Linked DNA regions of Homo sapiens: region 2 is linked to region 1. Evidence: chromatin loops called from intact Hi-C (ENCODE). Cell type or tissue: PC-3. All regions are shown on one strand. Each heading gives the region's core, and the rest is flanking DNA. Links, peaks and the distances in the headings are about the cores only. Region 1 overlaps PAK1 (p21 (RAC1) activated kinase 1). Region 2 has its middle 13 kb from the start of GDPD4.

Region 1 (4,398 bases), core at 106-4,105:
ATTCCCAGCCTATACTGCTTTCCCCTGATTTGTGCTGCCTTTCATCAAATAGAAGAGATGTGATTAAAAGATGGGAAAGAATTTGCAAATATAGGATCTTTGAATAGTAAATTATTAAAGAAGAGGCTTTAAGCCGAATTGTGCTTTGTGGCTCAAATGTCTTTATGCTTTTGTAGGAAGAGTGATAGCTATCAATATTGAGTGCCTGCGATGCACGGTGTTAAAAACTTTATGTAAGCATGATTAGCCTCACAATTACTTATGTACAAAGTATTGTCATCTCCATTTCATAGGCAGAAAAACAGAGTTTCCTGAAGACTTATAATTAGAACCACATTACAACTGAGTCTTGTGAATCTCAGTTTAGGGTTCTTTTCACTGTGGCAAGGAACAAAAAAAGATGTCATTGAGGTCTTATAAAGGAGACTGCAGTAAAGCTGTAGCTATGTTGTTTGTTATTGAGGAGGAAGAGCCCTGGGGTTCATGCCATATGGCAGGGAGGATAACACCTGCTTGGTAAAAACTTGTACTGGTTTAGTATCTACAATTAAAACCACTAAGGCTGTCAAGGACATTGTTCTCCCCTAGTTCAGAACATTTGTCCAGCACTAGCTCAGTGCTCTATATATCCTTACTAGTTTTACATGGAGGATATGTTTTGTATTATGGTAGCATGTCATTATTTTCCATGTTGGTTTCAAACAGATGATTCCACTTGTGAAATAATCAAATATAATTGCTGCCTAAGAAATTAAGACTCAGAAAGATTAAGTGACTCACTCCCTACGTTTGAATGAGTTAGTAGTAGAAACCAGCACAAAATTCTGCTCTCCTGAGCATTCATGTATTCACTCATACCCTAAATATTGACTTAGTATCTTCTTTATGCCAAAATACAAGTGACACAAAAATGAACGTGCACTGTCTTAATCCTTGAGAAAAAAAATTAATGACAGACTGGGGAGATAAGGGCTGCAAGAGAGGCATGAATAATGTACAATAGGGTTATATTTGATGGAGTGATTTATTCTGCTCTGAAGTACAAGGAAGTTTGCAGAGTTCTTGGGCCTTAAAGCTTTGTTCGTTTAACAAACATAATCTTAAAGTCCCTTTTAGCTCTAAATTCTGTTATCTGTGGTTCACTGGTCTGAGATCTGACTCTAAGATTCCATGGCATTTTAATGCCTGATTCTCATTTATAAAATGAATAGTTACCACATGATAAGTTCTTTGGGTGCTGAGAAGTCAAGGACTAGTAAGATCTCTGCTCTTGGTCTCACAATTTTTGTGATGAATCAGAACATGTAAACAAGGATTTATAATATAGTGTTAAGTAAGCATCAGGTAATGATACCAGGCAGAGAAAAAGGCAGTGCTTTCCTGTCTGATGGACAGCATGAACAAAAGTTGGGTTAAGGATCCAGTATGTTAGGCCAGAGAGCTTGGACTTTGTGCTGGAGCTGAGGGACTATTTTAAGTAGAAGATTGATGTAGTTGGATATGTGATGTCTAAACTAACATCTTAGATTTCTTTGGAAATTGGATCAAGATAGTAAACTGAATTCATGTGCCCATCTCTCTTGCTATCTCAAATTTCTTAATTTCAGAAAAGATTTCTTAAAAACCAAATTAAAAGCAATGCTCTGAAACAAAAGCATGACATAAATCAACTGTTGTGAGGAATTCATGGAAGATAGAAAGCAGAAAAGGTCAGATTGATCAGAGCAGAAGAAGCCACAGCTTAAAGTATGTGTAAGAGAAGATGCCTAGGAAAATGAAAGTAGCTCCAGAGAAAATGGGCTGAAAGAATATATACAAGAAGCAGGAAAGAGTCATGGGTCATCTTCAAGGGTAAATTAATTTAATTCTACCTTTGAAACAGTAGGGGCAGCCTCCTCCTTACAGTGAACAAAAGGCAGCAGGTGCATTTGATTCTAAGCTAAAATCAGCTAATTTTCTGAAGAAAGTAAACTGCCTACTTGAGGAAAGCTCTTGCTGTGGGTATAGGGGCCTCAGAGAGAAACAGAGGAACCTGAGTTAACTGCAAAATTCTACCGCAGATATAAAGAAAAGGAAACAGGAGAAGTAGCTCTGCAGTGAAGGAAAATACATTAAAGTTTTCCATCCCAAGAGTAAATTTCTCATACTTTTGATACCTGGGAGGAGGGGAATCTCTACTTTTCCATGCCTACATACCCTAAAGTAACACTTGCCAATAACCATCTATCTATAACTCACAAACAGATCGTATCAGACCTCCCATTCAGAGTAGGACAGTGGAAAAACAGACTTACATAAGTTTCAGAAAAACTAATGCTAATTACATACACTAATCTATCCTTCACTTATAAATATGAATGAATAGCTAAGGATCTGCAGACATTTGAGAGAAACACAACATTAAAGAGAGGAACCAAGATAAGGAAGGAAAATTAGCCCCAGAGGAAGTAGATAAGTCAGGAAATAACTTTTAAAAAAATCTAGTATTTTCAGAGAGGATCTGTAGATGTTTCATCTACAAAAACACCCTGCTATTAGAGCAATCAGAGGAGGAAAGAATGTTCTTAGTATTAAAAACATAAGACATAAATTTATGGCTGGGTGCGGTGCTCACACCTGTAATCCCAGCACTTTGGGAGGCTGAGGCGGGTGGATCACCTGAGGTCAGGAGTTCGAGACCAGCCTGGCCAACATGGTGAAACCCCATCTCTACTAAAAATATAAAAATTAGCTAGGTGTGGGGGTATATGCCTGTAATCCCAGCTACTTGGGAGGCTGAGGCAGGATAATCACTTGAACCTGGGAGGCAGAGGTTGCAGTGAGCTGAGATTATGCCACTGCCCTCCAACCTGGGTGACGAAGCGAGACTCCATCTCAAAAAAAAAAAAAAAAAAAAAGAAATGTATAAGGTTTAAACAACAAATGCATATAAGTGAATAGGGAATTAATAATATAAAATATAAAAGATAGAAAATTTGAGAATAAATGACAATAGAGGGTTGGTCAGGGGGATTCAAGCATAAGCAGAGAACAGAGGCAGTAGAGTAAAAAAATAAAGAAAAAATAGAAGAAAAAATTCCCAGCTGAAGAAAGGCATGAGTCTTCAGATGAAGGGCCTGTTAATGACCAAGTCAGATAATTGAAAAGAGATCCAAGAATAAAGAGAAAAATCTTAAAAGCCTCCAAAGAGAATATAGTTCATGTCCAAAGGAACATTAGCATCAGACATCTCATTAGAAATAGTGGAAAAAACAGCAGTATCTTCAGAGGGATGAGGCAAATTGTTTAGAACCAAGAATTTTGTACCTAATCAAACTAACATTTAACTATAAGGTGTCAATATAAAGGTATGTTTGGACATGTGAAGATCAAGGTTTACCACCCACAGATCACTTCTGAAAGGCTAAATACCAAATAGTAACATCAATTACCTCTGGGGTTAATGGTGATTAAGAATACTCACTTAAAAGTATTTTTACCGGCCAGGCGCGGTGGCTCACGCCTGTAATACAAAAAAATTAGCTGGGCTTGGTGTTGTGTGCCTGTAATCCCAGCTACTCAGGAGGCCGAGGCAAAAGAATCACTTGAACCAGGGAGGCAGACGTTGCAGTGAGCCGAGATCATGCCACTGCACTCCAGCCTGGGCCGCAGAGTGGGACTGTATCTCAAAAAAAAAATAAATAAAAAATATTATTATCCAGGTATTTGATTAAAAAGTCAAGTAGGACTTGTAATAAGTAGCTCTCATTCTGGGATCTTCCTTCACCATTGTCTTGGCAATCCCTTTGCATTTTTGTGTTGGTATTCCTATTTTTTCTATGCCACGCCTACATTATTTTTTGTTTACTTTTGAATTTGGTGGAGCATATCCTCTAGTAGCTTTAAGAAAGTAAATGGAAAGTAAACATTTAATAATACCTTTCAGGTCTCAAAATGGGGCGTTCTCTATGCTACCCTCACGTTTAATTAATACTTCAGCTGCTTATAGAATTGCAGGTTACACATATTTTTTCATCAGAATTTGGAAAACATTACACTTTTGTCATCTAGCTTTCGGTACTGCTAAGTCCAAAGCCATTTTATTTATCCTTCTCTGTATGTGACCAATCTTTTTTTCTACTCAGAAAGCTTGTAGGGTCGTCTTTGTCACCATTGCTTAGAAATTTCACAATTATATTCCTATTTACATCTATTTATACTGCAGGGAGCTTTGTGAACTCTTTCGGCCTGGAAACTCTGCCCTCAGTTCTAGGAAATTGCTTGAATTATTTTGTTGATGATTTCTTCCCCTTGCTTCTTTTGTTATCTCTTCATGGAACCTCCATCATTTAGATCTTGGACCTTTTTGTTTGTTTGTTTGTTTTGAGACGGAGTCTCGTTCTGTCACCAGGCTGGAGT
Region 2 (4,398 bases), core at 218-4,217, 56 kb after region 1:
CCTTTTTTCCATGCTGAGCTGTCTGCCCGTTGCTCCCTTTCCCACCCCTGTTTTCTCTCTAACTGCCCCTCTATATACATCTGGGCTGGTGCCTAAGACTTTTTAGCTGACTGGTTAATCACTGACCAATCACCACTACACTGCTTTGGATTTGGGATCCCACTAGTAAAACTAACTGGCATGTTTGCACTGGTCATCCCCCCTGCCAAAAGCATCCTATGTCACCAAAAAGGCACTGTTTAAGGGTTCAAGATCACACACCCTCAAGATACCTGAGAAAGGTCCTCAAATGTGAGTCACCTAGTCTAATAGTAGAGGTAAGATCAGAGATGAAATGTGACTTGCTCAAGGCTGTGCGGCTAATCAGAGGCAGAAACTAGAACGATTTCTCCTTCCACTATACCACAAAAACCCAAGGTTAATAACGATTAAGAAGAGTTTGTAAGTAAACCAAAATAAAATGCCTAGTACACAGGAAAAGTCTTTGGGATCTCTCCACAGACTTTTAGACAGAATAAAGGCAGTCTTTACAATGAGAAATGCTACTCAGTTCAACAGATGCCACCAAATACCAAGGATCCTTACTCAATTCTGAAATGGAATCTGTGACTACGGAGAATATGTCACTATTTGAGAATAAGAGGTCCCACCTGCTCCATTATTTTCAAGTTTTCAGTCACAAGGTTGTAACTTACTCTCATCGTTTAACAAGATAAATTAATCAAGCTGAAGTAGGATTTGGTACACCGATGATAAAAGCAAAAGTCAACAAACATTTTTACAAGCAGATCATCCCAGTTACCTTAAAAGTTTCAGATTAATTTACAGAGAAGTGACAGAACCATATAATTTCAGTGAAAATCAACAAGATAGTTATACCATTAAAAAAAGATCAATTCGGCTGGGCGCGGTGGCTCATGCCTGTAATTCCAGCACTTTGGGAGGCCAAGGGGGGCGGATCACCTGAGGTTGGGAGTTCCAGACCAGCCTGACCAACATGGAGAAACCCCGTCTCTACTAAAAATACAAAAAAATTAGCCAGGCGTGGTGGCACATTCCTGTAATACCAGCTACTTTGGAGGCTGAGGCAGGAGAATCGCTTGAACCTGGGAGGCGGAAGTTGCGGCGAGCCAAGACCATGCCATTGCACTCCAGCCTGGGCAACAAGAGCGAAACTCTTGTCTCAAAAAAAAAAAAAAAAAAAAAAAAAAAGAAAAGAAAAGAAAAAAAATCAATTCGGAAATACTAAGGCAAGCATGCAAAATTCAGAATATAAAAAAACGCAAAGCCTGGTTGCCCACACACATTCCTTAGGTTAAGGTGGATTTAAAGATGCTCATCAGAACCCAGTGAATCAGAAGCTGAAAGGGACACTTTGGTGATCAGTGGACGCATTCTCTCATGTAAAAAATGGAGGGAAAGTGAGCACACAGGAACTGGTGAATCTTACAAGGCTAGATTAGGGGTGTACATAGCTCTAATTCCTGGTGCTATTTGCAACTACATGTATTTAAAATCCAAGGAGGTAAATACCTAGAACACATTAAGCCCACTGATTTAAACAAAACATTTCAAGACCGATATACAGAAAGTGAATGAAGTTGTTAACACAGGACAGCAGCATACCTCACATATTTATGTCTAAGAGATTAAATGGAAATAAATGATCGCTCAAAAATTTTAATGCTAGTTTTCACAAACACAACCAAGTTTACCAAATTTCCGGATTTACAGCAAAATGTATGAGCTAAAAAAGTGTGCATTCTTCAGTTTCTCCTATACTTTTTTTTTTTTTTTTTTTGCCTATTTTCAAAACTGACCACTGGGTATTTTTAACATAAGCCATGTCATATGTAAAGTTTAACTATGTTTCTGGAATAAACAAAATCCATAATATTTCAGTAACTCATAGTGTATTTATAAAATGAAAAGTTCTCTATCAAAATATACTTTTCACTGGGAAAAAAATAGACAAATGGATCTACACAAAGTAAACATTAACTTTGGTAGATTTCAGTGTAGTTCATAACAAGCATATTTGCCCTTATTCCCCTGGAGCTGCTCAACTACCAAGAATTATATATATATATATATATATATATATATATATTTTTTTTTTTTTTTTTTTTTTTTTTTTTTTTTTTTGAGACAGAGTCTCACCCTGTCATCCAGGCTGAAGTGCAATGGCATGGTTTCAGCTCACTGCAACCTCCGCCTCCCTGGTTCAACCGATTCTCCTGCCTCAGCCTCCCAAGTAGCTGGGCTTACAGGCGCCCGCCAACACACCCGGCTAATTTTTTGTATCTGTAGTAGAGACGGGGTTTCATCATGTTGGCCAGGCTGGTCTCGAACTCCTGACCTCATGAGCCGCCTGCCTTGGCCTTCCAAAGTGCTGGGATTATAGGTATGAGCCACCGCGCCCGGCCTTAAATATTTTTAACTGAGATTTTATTATGTTGACATTTGTTTCTCATTCCACATCATCTTCAGCCAAGCTCTAAGCACTTACAATTCTCTAATTGTTGGGAGCTTAGTCAGAGGCATCTGGAACACTGGTGGTGGAAGAGTTTGCTGTAAGACCTGCAGTAACTGCTGTGGCTGTCCACACACAGCAATTGCATTTGTCAGATGGTCTACACCCTTCTCATATTTACCTTGAGCTAGTAACTCTTCACCAAGCTGTGTTTCTTCAAGGAAGAATTTCTGAACAGCGTCAGCATCTTTAAGGTCAGGTAACTTGGAAAACCCAGCTCTCTCCTTGGGAAGCTTCTGTTTCTTTCTTCGTTCTCGAAGCCTGTTCTTGAAATTGGGGTCACTTCGTCTTTTGTGGTAAAAGTAGATGCAGTACCTGATAAAAAGGGCCCCACATACACTGGCGGCGATGGCGCTCTTCCGACCCACTGTCTTCTCTACAACGCAGAGCGTGGACGGTGGCGGCAGGGACTGCGAAGGAGCGGTGGGCCACGAACCCTTAGGGCGGAGGGCGGAGGGCGCTGCTCATACCCAACGCCCGTGGGCCAGGACTCGGAAAGCCTGAGAAAACTTTTAAAGTGTTCATGTGATTAGATCAGGCTTGCCTAAATAATCCCTATTTCTAGGTCAATTGATTGGAGAACTTAATTACATCTGCAAACCCCTTCACCACAGTACCTAGATTGAATAACTGGGAGAAGGTATGTGTACACCAATGGCTGGGAATGTTGGTGGGTCATCTTAGAATTCTTTCCAGCTGCCGGGTGTGGTGGCTCACACCTGTAATCCCAGCACTTTGGGAGGCCGAGGCAGGTGGTTTGCCTGAGGTCGGGAGTTTGAGACCAGCCTGACCAGCATGGAGAAACCCTGTCTCTACTAAAAATACAAAATTAGCTGGGCATGGTGGCGCATGCCTGTAATCCCAGCTACTCAGGAGGCTGAGGCAGGAGAATCGTTTGAACTTGGGAGGCAGAGGTTGCAGTGAGCTGAGATCACGCCATTGCACTCCAGCCTGGGCAACAAGAGTGAAACTCCATCTCAAAAAACAAAAACAAACAAACAAAAAAAACAGAATTCTTTCCAACACATCCTGCAAGGGTCCATCTGGACTTAGGAATTAGGGGATGAGAAAATAACTAGAGTAGTACAGCTGCACTGCAGGGACCTGAACCTAGATATACCTTTCCACACCTTTGCACTTTTTTTTTTTGTTACCCTGATTCTCTTTGGTAGTTGGGAATTCTGCACAATGCCCTATACCAAGAGTGGGCAGACACCAACCTGAAGGCACTGCTGTCTCATGGCTATCTAGTGTAGCTGATCTATCTGAGGTCACACTAACACCTTTATCCTGCATTTGATGTTATTATATACCTTGCCACATGGGCACTGTGCTAGCTTGCCCTCACCCTTGGGTGCAAGTAAATGCAGTTCAACTACTATGGGGTCATATAAGAAGACAGGGGGTGATGGGGCTACTCCTGTTTTCCTGTTAAGGTGATTGTACTGGGCCAGATGTTATAGATTTTTTCAGAAGAAGCCCCTCACCAGAAATAAGGGAATACCTGAAATTGTAGGAGATAAGTGGAGGGAAGATGCACTACCTTGTTCTTAGATCCCTCTGGGAGGATTGTCACTCAGGCTATCCCACATTCTTCCAGGCATCTCTGATTGGCTGCCAGTGGCTCCTTTGCTAACCTGTCACAATATTGGATCAGCCATCAGTTACTACCTGCAGCAGGGGAGAGCTGGAAACAGTCTAGTGTTTCATAACATTTTACCACTTCCAGCTTCCTCTCCTACTCTGTTGAATTACACTAGACTACCCACCTGCCTGTGAAACTGTCAACAATGGACTCAGGTCTCAATGTCTAGCTTGTCCTCATCCTCTTGGGATGACACAGAATTCCTGGTCATTGGGAAAGG

The links. Peaks named below come from ENCODE experiments on the same cell type or tissue, not always from the same donor. Only the 100,000 strongest peaks of a DNase experiment are listed, where the experiment ranks them.
Region 2: it touches region 1 in a loop (2.3-fold over the local background); 1 of 110 quality-filtered maps calls a loop at or near these places.

What each region holds. Positions count from the first base shown.
Region 1 is chr11:77,367,944-77,372,341 of GRCh38, reverse strand. All of the region lies in intron 5 of PAK1 (p21 (RAC1) activated kinase 1), which reads left to right. Among named protein-coding and RNA genes, the nearest start is that of GDPD4, 68 kb to the right of the region's middle. In PC-3, for the core only: a CTCF peak has its summit at 1,895; no DNase peak of the experiment used is centred there.
Region 2 is chr11:77,312,111-77,316,508 of GRCh38, reverse strand. It overlaps the pseudogene TOMM20P1. Among named protein-coding and RNA genes, the nearest start is that of GDPD4, 13 kb to the right of the region's middle. In PC-3, for the core only: no CTCF peak of the experiment used is centred there; a DNase peak (open chromatin) is centred at 2,518; H3K27ac peaks cover 462 bases.